Linked DNA regions of Homo sapiens: all the other regions are linked to region 1. Evidence: chromatin contacts called from ENCODE Hi-C or POLR2A ChIA-PET data. All regions are on one chromosome and are shown on one strand. The core of a region is the stretch at or near the end of the contact, and the rest is flanking DNA. Distances in the headings are between cores, read along the strand shown. Region 1 overlaps VTI1A (vesicle transport through interaction with t-SNAREs 1A). Region 2 overlaps VTI1A (vesicle transport through interaction with t-SNAREs 1A). Region 3 holds the start of ACSL5 (acyl-CoA synthetase long chain family member 5).

Evidence for each region. A loop is a pair of places that touch in the nucleus more often than their neighbours do. ChIA-PET counts read pairs that join two places held with the same protein, here RNA polymerase II (POLR2A). Pooled maps may share reads with other maps.
Region 2: a map with no recorded cell type shows a loop between it and region 1 (6-fold over the local background). The contact joins two enhancer-like sites. A Hi-C loop is called at or near these places in 2 of 37 single-sample maps with no recorded cell type and 5 of 50 pooled maps. POLR2A ChIA-PET finds 5 or more read pairs at or near these places in 1 of 52 experiments (H1).
Region 3: a pooled map shows a loop between it and region 1 (5-fold over the local background). The contact joins the promoter of ACSL5 here to the enhancer-like site in region 1. A Hi-C loop is called at or near these places in 1 of 168 maps with a recorded cell type or tissue (naive thymus-derived CD4-positive, alpha-beta T cell), 4 of 37 single-sample maps with no recorded cell type and 14 of 50 pooled maps.

What each region holds. Positions count from the first base shown.
Region 1 is chr10:112,528,557-112,533,057 of GRCh38, reverse strand. All of the region lies in intron 4 of VTI1A (vesicle transport through interaction with t-SNAREs 1A), which reads right to left. Among named protein-coding and RNA genes, the nearest start is that of VTI1A, 84 kb to the right of the region's middle. RefSeq lists an enhancer at 1,753-1,802. Within about 2 kb of position 1,942, at least 2 of the 41 ENCODE cell types and tissues checked have a DNase peak (open chromatin) inside an H3K27ac peak, as active enhancers do.
Region 2 is chr10:112,741,325-112,745,825 of GRCh38, reverse strand. The region is part of intron 7 of VTI1A (vesicle transport through interaction with t-SNAREs 1A); the gene reads right to left. Among named protein-coding and RNA genes, the nearest start is that of MIR4295, 110 kb to the right of the region's middle. Within about 2 kb of position 2,370, at least 10 of the 41 ENCODE cell types and tissues checked have a DNase peak (open chromatin) inside an H3K27ac peak, as active enhancers do.
Region 3 is chr10:112,370,865-112,375,365 of GRCh38, reverse strand. It overlaps ACSL5 (acyl-CoA synthetase long chain family member 5), which reads right to left and starts at 1,250. Exons shown (of 21, transcript NM_203379.2): 1 at 1,097-1,250.

The DNA of each region.
Region 1 (4,501 bases), core at 693-3,192:
GTAAGTATTTAAAACAACAAACTATTATGTTAGTTAATGTTATACTTGTACCCACTCTAGTAATAAGACTGCATTTGGAAGTAATGTTATTTTAATAGAAAATAAAGTATGCCAGGAGAGATAATACTTATTTAGATCATAGTATCAAAAATTCACGATCATATGAACTTCTGTGTATGTAAGAGTCAATTTCTACATTTTTATTTTGCTTAAGAGGCTACCACAATCATGTGGCATGTTTTCATTTTAATTTTTGAATGATTTCTTCAGTTTTCAATTTTCTTCATATTGTAAACTGGCAATGAGCTCTTACTTCATTTATATTGCAGTTTTGTTTTCACTAAAGTCAAATAAAAAATCACTCCTTACTTCTTAGTAAATTATCCTATGATAACATTTTAATTCTCTTATTTAGAACATTTTTCTATTTACCTTAAATATAACAGATAAAACAAGCTGTTTAACTCTTTAGGAACTAAAATATATAACCATATATCTGGCTCATTGTGTGTACGTGTGGGTGTGTGTGTGTTTGACATTATTCTAAACTACAAATATCACTGTATAAGTGAGATGACGACCACAGTTTCTGCAATGACTAGAAACTGAAACCTATGTTGTAACAGACTAAACCACATTCTAGGTCTGAAATTTGCATCCTCAGCAATTCAGGTCTACGACTGATAATTTTTAAACATCCAAATATCTGTAACATCTGTTATAACACTTGACATATGCAGGTCAATAAATTAAACTATTGCTTTGGGAGAAATGTGCCTGAATTGTTCACTATAAGTCTCTGTAAGTATCATGTTTACTATAGCCCGGATATCTCAATGCTTAACGCTGTTTTTGTCCCGAATTCAAGGAAGGCAGTATGCATTCCAGCTTATTCTGTTATTTCATTTGTTATATGAAAAGTATTTTGAGTACCAAAGAATAAGATTTTAAAAACTGTTAAGAATCTTTATAAAAAGGGTACATAAGTTATCATGTAATGTCTCACAGTACATTCAGTGAAAATGAAACCTTTATTATCATCGTTTCAAAATAAGAAGCTTTCTTTATTTTTAATTAACACACTCAGCAACCATCCAGTTACATACAAGTAAATCATCTTTTCATTTCACATGAAAAGTTATAATTCTTCCCCAGAAGAAGCAAAATTTTAAGCTAAAATACCTGGCCTATCATATATCGGAATCTTTCTCTTTGCTATCCCAACATCATGGGAGAAAAAGGCAAACATTAATTCTCAGAAAGAGACGATCTGGGAATTGATCGGCCAGCGATCTTTTCTTTCTGGGGGCACTATTCTTTGGTTGACTATGATACTTAAAGGGCCAAAGTTTAAAACTACTCTTCAGCAATAGAGACCATTTGGGGCATGCCACCCTGCCATAATCAATGAGTGTTTAAAAATGCTACCCATTTGTTTTTTCAATAGGTTCCAAACAAAAAACGTTCTATCTTGTTTGTGCTGCATGGCTGCATTCAAGCTCTACATCGGATTTGTAGCCAAGCTAGGTAATGGGAGGGTTTTTCATCTTTATCTTTTTTCTTTTTTTTTTTTTTCTTTGCTTAGGCCGGGAGTTATTCATTCAAGTAAACAAAAGATGGCCTATTTCTGAAAATTAACAATGCGTAGACTGGACTGTAAGTCGTGATTTCGTATTTTCTCGAGTTACTAGCTCCATCATAGGCAACATGAGAGTGTGCAATGCCACCATGTTGAGTTATGATAATCAACATCTTTTCTGAAACAAAGATTTTTTTTCCCCCAATGCAGAATTTGATACAAGAGGTAATCTGTTCCTTTGTGGGCTGAAAAAATCTGGTTTACGCTGGTTTGAACCAGTGGAATCTCTTGTGGTTAAGCCTTCTGCTGTGACTAAAATCAAAACTGCACTGCAGAGCATGTGAGGGTTCATGCGCGCGCGCGCACGTGCGCACGTGTGTGTGTGTGTGTGTGTGTGTGTGTGTGTGTGTGTGTGAGGTGTGTCACGTGACCCCAGAACTACCGAATTTTTTTTAAAGCTGATAACGCGACTGCTGTCTCTGTTCGCATACAGATAACGAATAAATGCTGAACTCTATTAAACGCCCTTTACACATTATCGTGGGTCGAACACACAATTTTCTGAACTTATGATGACAGTCTATTTATTTTGCTATAAACCCTCAGCACGTAACGAACAGATTTGTGCCTGGTAATGATCTGCTCTGCCAGGGCTATATGAAATGATACCGACCTTCTTTAGATCTTGGGGAATTAAATTGACCGACTTCACCCCCTGGTCTGTAGCTGAAGTTTGACACACTTTATGCACAGCAAGCCCAAATCAGAACTTAAGAGAACCTTGTATTAAGAAATTAAGCAATCATTATCTGCTAAATATTGCTTTGCCACAAAACTTTCCCCACATTTGGAAATAGTCTACTCTTTATATTTTGAATCTTCTATTTAGGATTTATTAAAAGTCACTGATCAATATAATTCTGCATATAGAAACTGAGAGAGTATTAGGGTTCAAAATCAAAGCTTGGAACAGTTTATTTGCCCCATTATCACACTTCACTATGAAAGGCTTTATGATTTTATTCTATAAGTTGTGTTTTTCCTTTTATGAGAATGGTTCTCATGAAATGCAATCAAGTTATGAACTATTAATGTTTCCACTCTAAATACAACATCACTACATTCAAGAACTCAACTCTTTCAAAGAAATAAAATGTTGCCACATGGAATGGTAAATACGGTATTTTCAAAGAATAGAATGATAATGCTTAAGACAGTAATCCTTGGAAAGCTGATAGCCCAAAAGTACTCAAATGTACAAAGTAGGTAATTTTCTTGCCCCTTCTTTGTAAATCAGCATTAGCTATATTTGATTGAATGAAATGAATATGAATCAGAAATGAATGTATACAAAGCATTTAATTTGGAATTAAATGCAAAGGGTATTGTATGAGGGACATTAAAAATGCTTTTGAAAAATTCTTAATTTCTGAATTTTTAACATTTCTAATCATGGCAGAAATGTTTATGTACCTAAGAGTAAATTAACATACTTTATAGTTAATTGGCAGACTATAATTATATGTATTACAGTCAGGTTTCAGATGCCTAAAAAAACTGCATCATAAATTATCAGAATGAGAAATAATAGCTATTGTATTCATATTATCGAATCTTCACAAAGAAGCAACTATAAGGAGGATGTGTATGTTACATTGAAAATACCTAGCCAGTATTTTACCTATATAATCATTGCTATTAATTCCTTATTTTCCTATTTTGATCTATATTTTTAAACTGACAGGTATATCCCAATTGCAATTAAATGAATATTGCTATTTTTATCTCATTTTGTTTATCTCCAAGTTTTATCCATTTATATAGTTAGTATTCCATGGATAAGAAGTTCTGAAAATCAATTTATTAGCAAATAACTTAGAAGTAAACTTATTTGTAGGCAGAAGACCTTTTCTTATATAAATTATAAGCAGCCCTACCTAGAAAAAAACTCTTCCTAGCTACTGAGCTACAAAGATTAGTATAGAGCCAAATTAAAATATTTTCTTTCTTTACAGAAAGAGCTTCCGTTTTGACTCCATATTCTGAATGAATGCTGATGCGGAATAAAAAAGTTATTCTCAAGTGACCATACCTAGTTAAGGATGTGTTTTAGTTTGAGGGATTTTAATTCCTATATTATGACAAAGAGCCTTAAAACAAAATGCAATGACTTCATATGAAATGGAAACTTTGCTACATTTGGTAACGAAATATCCAAAACGTTCAGTGTGGTCTCTTTGAACTTTTACACCTCAATCAAATTTTAGATGGAAAACTTCACACAAGTAATAATCTAACAGTACATATTCTCATGACTATAATTTATCATACTCTATTTATTGAAGTGACAGTTCCTTACATGTAAACTTCAGGTTCTCCAAGCACTTTCAGAATTTGTAAGTTTGATTTATACAAGTCCAGGGGAAATCTCTGCATAATCACTTTAAGGTGACAGGAATATAATTTGAAAAATTCAGAAAATATGAACTCAATCTATTTTTGTGGAACAGTTTTCTTTAGGCATAAAAATCATACTTATATGTACGCAAGGCAAATGTTTTAGGCATATAAAATGTCCATTAAGAGAAGTGAACACGTTTGAAAAAAAAGGGATCCCTATCATAGAACTACAACATCCATTACGATAAAGGAGTCTGAGTTAGACAGGCACACCCCCTTCCTTTCTATTTCCTCTGCATTAGGCAGTAGTTTCAAATGAGGGAAAGATCTATAGCTGTTTAAAGAACTGACATGGGAACTACGCATTCACTTTTTTGCAAAAAAGATAGTGTTTTTTGCAGTAGATAGGAAATAAAATTATGATTCACTCATTTTCAAGAGGTATGAGCAATCTAAATCTCACTTTAAAAACAGAAGAAAATATTTTTTCTCTCATCCTCACATTATTTAATCTATTATGAG
Region 2 (4,501 bases), core at 1,121-3,620, 210 kb before region 1:
AGTCCTTCACTTGTTTGGGCTCCTTCCAAGGTCCTGAAAGAGGTCTTAGCAATATGTTCACTTGGCCAAATATCTTTGTAAAAATAAGATACAGTAACTGCAATGCATGGTTAGGACGACTGACTTTCTACTATTCCCTTTCATGTTGGACAGCATCGGTGTGGCTGTGAGCACTTTTGGGATCCAGCTAAGGGGAAGCTGAGTTAGGGATAATTTACTTTGGATGTAGTGGGATAGATTCACATGTCCACAGTCATTTCCATGTCTGGTTAAATCACTGTCAGCTGTGTTGAGCTGGAGATGGTCAACTCATGGAGTACTGGGACACAAAGGTGCAGGCTCAGAGGTCTTACTGTAATGTGAACATAGTGAGAGCACTCGACACTGGAGGTACGTGGGTGGCACAAAAACAAAATGTATAGAGCCAGAAACTAGTCTGAGAAAAAAAAATCCAAATCCTACAGCTCATATATAGACAAAAAGTGAGAGATATGTTCATTTGACAACAATCTTAAAAACTTCCACGACATTACTAATACTGAACCACAGAGCCAAAGAAGCTTTTATAAAACTTTCAATCATTAAAAAAAAAACAAGTTTTGATCAACCATGCTAGAGGAAGAAGTTAACCCTCTTCCTACTCTCTCCACAAAAAGTCATAAAATAATTATTAGGTGAAGAAATGGCCAGGGATTATGCAGCCAAAAAACATAGGGAAAAAAAGTATTACATATGTGTCAATCAGTTAATTAATAAAACTACTTTTTTCCTGCATTTTATGGTGCCTGTAGTATTTGCCTGCTTTAAAAAATGTATTGTACTTTCTTTTCTTGACCTAGACAATCATTAACTTTCATAACTTACTGAGTTTAATGTTTCTTTCAGGGAGTACCCCAAACTGTAAATGCTTCAGGTCCCACAAAACCTGTTCTACCCCTGGATATCTCAGTTTGCTGTGAGGATGAAATGAGACAAGATGCTGAACGTGCTGGATCTGCAATGTAGCTGGCTTCTAGTAAGAGCTCCGACAGGGAGGGATGTCGATGCACAGCTAAGGGACAACATCGAAAGTGCAATAGTAGGCCAGGCGCCTTGGCTCATGCCTGTAATCCCAGCACTTTGGGAGGCGGAGGTGGGAGGATTGCTTAAACCCAGGAGTTTGAGACCAGCCCTGGCAACGCAGCAAGACCTTGTTTCCACAAAAAATTTAAAAATAAGTCATGCATGGTGACATGTGCGTGTAGTCCCAGCTACTTGGGAGGCTGAGGTGGGAAGATCGCTTGAGCCTGAGAGGCCAAGGCTACAGTGAGCCATGGTTGTGCCAGCCTGGGCGACAGACTCTGTCTCAAAAAAAAAAAAAAAAAAAGGAAGAAGAAGAAAATGTAAGCATGTAAGCATATGCCATATGTTCCATATCACTTCCGGCAGAATCTGGGGGTAGAACACCATAACCAATCACTGATATTTCTGCAAGGAAATATTTTTAAATTTCTAGCCAGAACTTTTATCAGGTTTATCTGTATGGTTGTGGCAAGAGAGTGGACGCTGAATTGGAGGGGGTTGAGAATTAAGGCAGGGAAGCTAATTCTGAGGCTAAGCTAATAGCTTATACAAGAGGAGATGTGAGCTTGATTTAGTTTTTTTCTGTAATGTGCAAGGGACATTTGTCTCCCTGCTATGAGGCTGACCCACATAAAATTGACATTTCCGTAAGTAGAAAACAAGTGAATACTGGCAATTTCTTATGGTTCAAATATCTGGAATATTAAAAACACAAACCGACAAAGAAAAAGTCCATTCTTCCTCCCTGAGTATATCATCCCTGTTTCCTTTCACAGGGAGGGTCCCAGTATTTGATGTGGATTTCTTCAAGGTGCTGCAGACTTGGTCTTATAAGGAAACTTGAGGTTGAACAGGGGCTTCACTGTATTTGTAAAATATTAACTCTAAAGCTTATACCAGGAAGAAAGGTGTTCATTATATTATGTCCTATATTTTTTATTTCTAAAATATTTGATTGAAAATGTATATAACCGAAATAATTTTTTTCTTTTTAAGAGTGTTCTCTCTGGAGAGGCAAAAAGGAGACACAGCAGAAACTTCTCTTGACTATTCCACTGGGGTGGGAGGTTCCTGAAACTTGGGTTTGCCATGTGGAGTTTAAATCCAAACCTCAGGAGACTCCAACCTTCCAAAGGCAGAGAGGGTTGGGCATGAAATATCTCCCCCCTGGCTCATGAATATGTCTAAAGGGCGCTGGCCAGCTGGGGCGGAAGTGAAATGAGTGGAGGATGTTGTTCATAGTTAATGGTTACTGGATATTGACGACTTGCAAGGAGAAACCACACTGCAGGAGGGACTAGCCCGGTCCTTACCAAGTACACAGCCAGCCCCAGCCACAAAGTGGAAGGCAATCCTTTTGTTACGAGTACCTCCAGATGATGGAGTGAAATAATGAAATAAATAAAAAGATTACTGCATGAGTCATCTCTGGAAAGTAGTAAACATTGTAAGCCTGACGAGTTTCATCTTTTGTAAGAGTTAACATGAATGAAGACGATTTATAATGGGTCTGCTCATTGTTGCAGGGGAGCATTCACAGACTTTGATGGGATGGTACGTTTAACCTCTGAGTCCTAATAATGTTCTATTTTCCAGACGAACTCAAGGCTTGTCATATTCTAGACCTGGAAAGCGTAAATGGTATTATCTTTGTATATACAAATAAAAATCAATTCATTTTCCAAATGTTTAATTCATTCAGGAAGACACACACACACACACACACACACACACACACACACACACACACGAGAATAGGTCCCAGCTAAATCAACAACATTAGCAAATCTCCTCTTGCTTATCAAATCAGGATATATCAGGTTCAATAAAGGTGCCTGGCTTATAAATCTACAAATAAATAGTTATTTTCCTTAAGAGCATTTTGATTTATTATCTCAAACTGTATTTCCTGTTCATTTATCATAGCTTTTTGTAACTCTCCCCTTAAATGGAAGGAAGTAGTACATCTGTAAAACAAAATATCTCAATAAACCATATTCTCTGAAGTATAAATGGACATTTTCTTCTTGTGAAAATGATCATAGAACAGAGATGCCAACTAGAAATCTTTTCTCTGTCATATTTTTAAAGAAATACCAACCAAAGGCTGCATTTTCCTACAAACTTGACATCCTGAAAGGAGATCTGTATAAAGCATTAGAATTAAGCAAACCATTTAGCAGCCTCCACTCCTGGACTCTTTCGAGACATTTGTGGAACACATCTTCTCAAATCTAATAATCTGCTTCACAATACTAGAGGGAAGAAAAATAGTTTTGGGTTTCTTATGCCCTAGGGATACAACCACATCTCAAAGCTGAGTTTCAGGCTCAAAACTCTTATTTCCTAGCAACTCTGATAATCTGACCTGGCTAGGAAGGCTAGGATGCTGGGGTTCTGTATCAAGCTGTTTACTTAACACATGTCACATCTAAAATAAGGATTGCTTTAGTTGAAAAAGCAATTCATTTATAAGTGTGCATTTATAAGGGCAAAAGTCAAGGCAACTGTGCAAACCACTTGTCAACTTATTTAGAGGAAATTGTGTAATCAACTTAACGTGCCAGTTAGCCTTTACCTGCCAGGTCAAGCTCAGAGTGCCTGTCAGTCACCACATTAGCCTATTAATCACTCTGCAGGAAATTCCACATTTTTCTTTAGATCAAACTACAGAAAGTAAAGTGGGAACGGAATCTAGAGAGGATTTCCTATTCGTTTCTTTGTTTCCTTTGACTTGCCTGATGTTTCATGATTTATTTATTTTTTTTACTTGCTTGCTACAGAATTTAAAATAGGTTCAAAATGATATATCTCAATATGCATTGCTAAAGGGACTTTTATTGCACAAAGGTAAATCTAGGTATTTGATGGCTGGGTGCCAACTGACTGCTGCAGATTCCAACCAGAGATAGAAAGCATTGACACTGTTGAACAAGTAACAGATCTTTCATTCCAGGAAAGAAAAAAAAGATATAAGCTATTAAATTGAAAAGCATTTCCCCCTTTTTTCTACGCTGGTAAAAAAGTTCAGATATGTTGATTTTTGAAGATATCCTAATTTTAAGTATAATTTTTAAAAACTCACCTTCAAATACCTTAAAAATTTTTTTATCTGAAAATATCTTCATTCATCTTCATTTGTAAACAGTTTTATTGAGGTATGATTCACATACCATGCAATTCACCCATTTAAAGGGTAAAATTTAAGAATTTTTAGTGTGTTCACTGAGTTGTACAATCATCATCAATATCAATTTTAGAAGACTTTCATCACTGCAAAAGAAACCCCAATATCCGTTAACAGTCACTCTTTTGTTTTTTAGTTTTTGAGACAGGCTGGAGTAAAGTAGTGTGATCCTGGCTCACTGCAAACCTCTGCCTCCTGGGCTCAAGTGATACTCCTGCCTCAGCCTCCTGAGTAGCTGGGATTACAGGCGCG
Region 3 (4,501 bases), core at 1-2,500, 160 kb after region 1:
CAAGAGCTGAGCCCTTGGCCTCTGGGGAGCCGCCTTTGGACATGGAAGAAAGATGAAGGGCTGGGAGACGAAGTGGGGCCTGTGGCATTCCATCCTCTGGCTCATCTCACGGCTGGAGGAGCACTTGTCATTTGCTTAGTTTCAGGAACTCAGCTCCCCAAGAGGCAACTTCCTCTAGAGGAGAGCAGAGGATGGCAGAGTGGGTGTCGAATCTCAGCCACACTAATACCTCTGAGCCCTTCACCGGGTGCTGTCTTCCTTCACCAAAGGGCTCAGGGCCAGGGGAAGATGAGGTTTTATTTCTTTTTTTTTTATTGACCTCCTCCAGTAAAAATGCTCAAGTTCAGGAAGGTTGAGTCATTCTAAAGGCCCATCAGAGTTGTATTCCTATCAATCCTCTGTGCACATGAGTGACACCCTCAGGATTTCAGGGGGTAACTGAAAGCTTTGGCAACCCACAACAATTCTGCATTATTGGGCAGGCTGTGGAAACTGACCAATCAAGTCTCAAATTCTAGCCACACCACCTTGGAGCTATGTAGCTTAGGCCATGCTGTTTAACAGCCTGGAGACGCACTATGCCTCTGTGAAATGGGAAGGATACCACCTGCTTTATAGGATGAGATACACCAATGAAGTAACATACATAATCTACCCAGAACAGTCCCCAGCACCTAATCGAATATCTGCTGATTCCCTTCCTCTCTGTCTGCCAAATGGGACTCTCTGCCCTCAGCAGCTGACGCACGATCCTTCTAACTACACTGAGACAGAAATTTCTTAATGGAAGATGAAGGAGACCCACATTCTGGCTTGGTGTGCTTTAGTACACTTACCAAAATCAGTGTTCCCTTCCAATTCCATCCCCTGCTAGCATTTGGATAGCTCATATATCTCCACCCCTTTTCCAACTGATTTTTTTCTTTGCCTCCCACACAAGTCAGCTGAGATTACTATTCAACTAAATGTAATTTCATGTTATTAAAGAGCCTTAGGTTGAGCATAACAAATCCCACTTTCTTTCCCCACACCAATCCCCTCCCTACTATCTCACAGATATATTCAATATAGTGCAGGTAGTATCATTGCAGCTTACCTTGGAAGAAGACTCTCCCTTCCTGGGTCCAGGAAGTGCTCCCCTCACAGCTGGCTGTATTGATTCAGCACCACATTCAGGCACTTCTACTCTTTCCACAGCTCCTAGGACTGACTGGGACACACCCGAAGCTACTGTGTACTGTCCTGAGAGTGGCCAACACACTCCCCTGGAACCTTTGAATCTGTCACAACAGAAGTTCAAAGGTAGAAGTTACCTGTTCAAACACTTGTAGTAACCTCTGACAGTAAGAAAAGCAGTGTTGGGCAAAAGATTAAAACAAGAGATTGTTATGCAATGGGCTTAAGCGGGAAAAAAAAAAAAGACGGCCCTTAGTTCAGAAAGCTAACGTTTACCAAGAGAAACCTTCGATAAAGCTCTACCTCAGGGGAAGGAGAAGGGGTAGACAGGGCTTTGCATCTGCTTTGGGGGCACAATCCTTGAGACTGTGATAGGAAGAGGAAGGTCTAGATTACTAGAAGAAAAAGGGCTCCTTGAGATCAGAGTGAGAGAAAAATGAGAAGCCACTTTAATTGGCTCAAGCTATAACTTTAGGATTCAGACTAAGCAGAGGTGTGCATTTGCAGACCAGCTATCTTCTAGAAGGGACCACTGCCCCCTTCAGAATTAGAACGTCTCCAAGACAACCAAATGAGCCAAATCAGTCTAGAGTCTAGGCTGAGAGACAAGCCTAGGACGGTTGTTTTTAGGATTCGGAATCACGAACACAGTCTGCAGCACACATAGTTTAGCAAGGCGCTAGAATAGGAAGCATTGCTTCCTGGCTAACACGGTGAAACCCCGTCTCTACTGAATACACAAAAAATTAGCCGGGCGTGGTGGTGGGCCCCTGTAGTCCCAGCTACTTGGGAGGCTGAGGCAGGAGAATGGTGTGAACCCGGGAGGTGGAGCTTGCAGTGAGCCAAGATCGCGCCACTGCACTCCAGCCTGGGCGACACAGCGAGACTCTGTCTCAAAAAAAAAAAAAAAAAAAGAAGCATTGCTACTGCGTCATGGCTCAGCCATCCTACTCTCTCCTTTTTTTTTTTTTTTTTTTTTTTTGAGACGGAGTCTCACCGCAACCTCCACTTCCTGAGTTCAAGCAATTCTCCTGCCTCAGCCTCTGGAGTGGCTGGGATTACAGGCATGCACCACAATGCCTGGCTAATTTTTTTTTTTTTTTTTGTATTTTTAGCAGAGACAGGGTTTCACCATGTTGGCCAGGCTGGTCTCGAACTCCTGACTTCAAGTGATCTGCCTGCCTCGGCCTCCCGAAGTGCTGGGATTATAGGCATGAGCCACCATGCCCAGCCTCTCTTTCCACTTTGAAGTTCTCTAGTCACCATTCTTGATTCCAAGATCATTAGGACTGCAAGGCATCATTACTAAACAAAAACAGTGGGTAGAAATGAAAGAAACCCTGGAGATGATGTGCAAACTTACTGTATAGGTGAGGCCAGTGAGGCCTTTTCAGGTGAAAGAAGGCTTCTGGAATCACACAACCAGTCGGTCAAGACAGCACCTGACTCAGAGTCATGAGAACCCCTGCAGTGCCTTGGCCCCTATGCTGCCCCATTGATCTGTGTATGTTTAGCTACCAGAATGAAGCCGCGGACCCTCGCAGTGAGTGTTACAGTTCTTAAAGGCGGTGTGTCTAGAGTTTGTTCCTTCTGATGTTCAGATGTGTTCAGAGTTTCTTCCTTCTGGTGGGTTTGTGGTCTTGCTGGCTCAGGAGTAAAGCTACAGACCTTTGCAGTGAGCATTACAGCTCATAAAAGCAGCGTAGACCCAAAGAGTGAGCAGTAGCAAGATTTATTGCAAAGAGCTAAAGAACAAACCTTCCACAGTGTGAAAAGAACCCCAGGTGGTTGCCACTCCGGGCTCGGACAGCCTGCTTTTATTCTTTTATCTGGCCCCACCCACATCCTACTGATTGGTCCATTTTACAGAGAGCCGATTGGTCTGTTTTACAGAGAGCTGATTGGTCCGTTTTGACAGGGTGCTGATTGGTGTGTTTACAATCCCTGAGCTAGACACAAAAGTTCGCCATGTCCCCACTAGATTAGCTAGATACAGAGTGTTGACACAAAAGTTTTCCATGTCCCCACTAGATTAGCTAGATCCAGAGTGTCGATTGGTGCATTCACAAACCCTGAGCTAGACCAGGGTGCTGAATGGTTTACAAACCTTGAGCTAGACACAGAGTGCCAATTGGTGTATTTACAATCCCTTAGCTAGACATAAAGGTTACCCAAGTCCCTACCAGAGTAGCTAGATACAGAGTGTCAATTGGTGCATTCACAAACCCTGAGCTAGACACGGGGGGCTGATTGGTGTGTTTACAAACCTTGAGCTAGATACAGAGTGCCCATTGGTGTATTTACAATCCCTTAGCTAGACATAAAGGTTCTCCAAGTCCCCACCAGAGTAGCTAGATACAGAGTGTCCATTGGTGCATTCACAAACCCTGAGCTAGACACAGGGTGCTGATTGGTGTGTTTCCAAACCTTGAGCCAAATACTGAGTGCCGATTGGTGTATTTATAATCCCTTAGCTAGACATAAAGGTTCTCCAAGTCCCCACCAGACTCAGGAGGCCAGCTGGCTTCACCCAGTCGATCCCGCACCGTGGCCACAGGTGGAGCTGGCTGCCAGTCCCACACCGTGTGCCCACACTCCTCAGCCTTTGTGTGTCTGGAATTGGTGGGTTCTTGGTCTCACTGACTTCAAGAATGAAGCTGCACACCCTGGCGGTGAGTGTTACAGTTCTTAAAGGCAGCGTGTCCGGAGTTTGTTCCTTCTGATGTTCGGATGTGTTTGGAGTTTCTTCCTTCTGGTGGGTTCGTGATCTCACTGGCTCAGGAGTGAAGCTGTGGACCTTCGCGGTGAGTGTTACAGCCCTTAAGGTGGGGCGTCTGGAGTTGTTTGTTCCTCCCGGTGGGTTCGTGGTCTTGTTGGCTTCAGGAGTGAAGCTGCAGACCTTCGTGGTGAGTGTTACAGCTCATAAAGGCAGTGTAGACCCAAAGAGTGAGCAGTAGCAAGATTTATTGCAAAGAGCGAAAGAACAAAGCTTCCACAGCATGGAAGGGAACCCCAGCAGGTTGCCACTGCTGGCTGGGGCAGCCTGCTTTTATTTCCTTATCTGGCCCCACCCACATCCTGCTGATTGGTCCATTTTACAGAGAGCTGAGTGGTCTGTTTTAACAGGGTGCTGATTGGTGTGTTTACAATCCCTGAGCTAGACACAAAGGTTCTCCACGTCCCCACTAGATTAGCTAGATACAGAGTGTGGACACAAAGGTTCTCCAAGTACCCACTAGAGTAGCTAGATACAGAGTGTCCATTGGTGCATTCACAAACCCTGAGCTAGACACAGGGTGCTGATTGGCGTGTTTACAAACCTTGA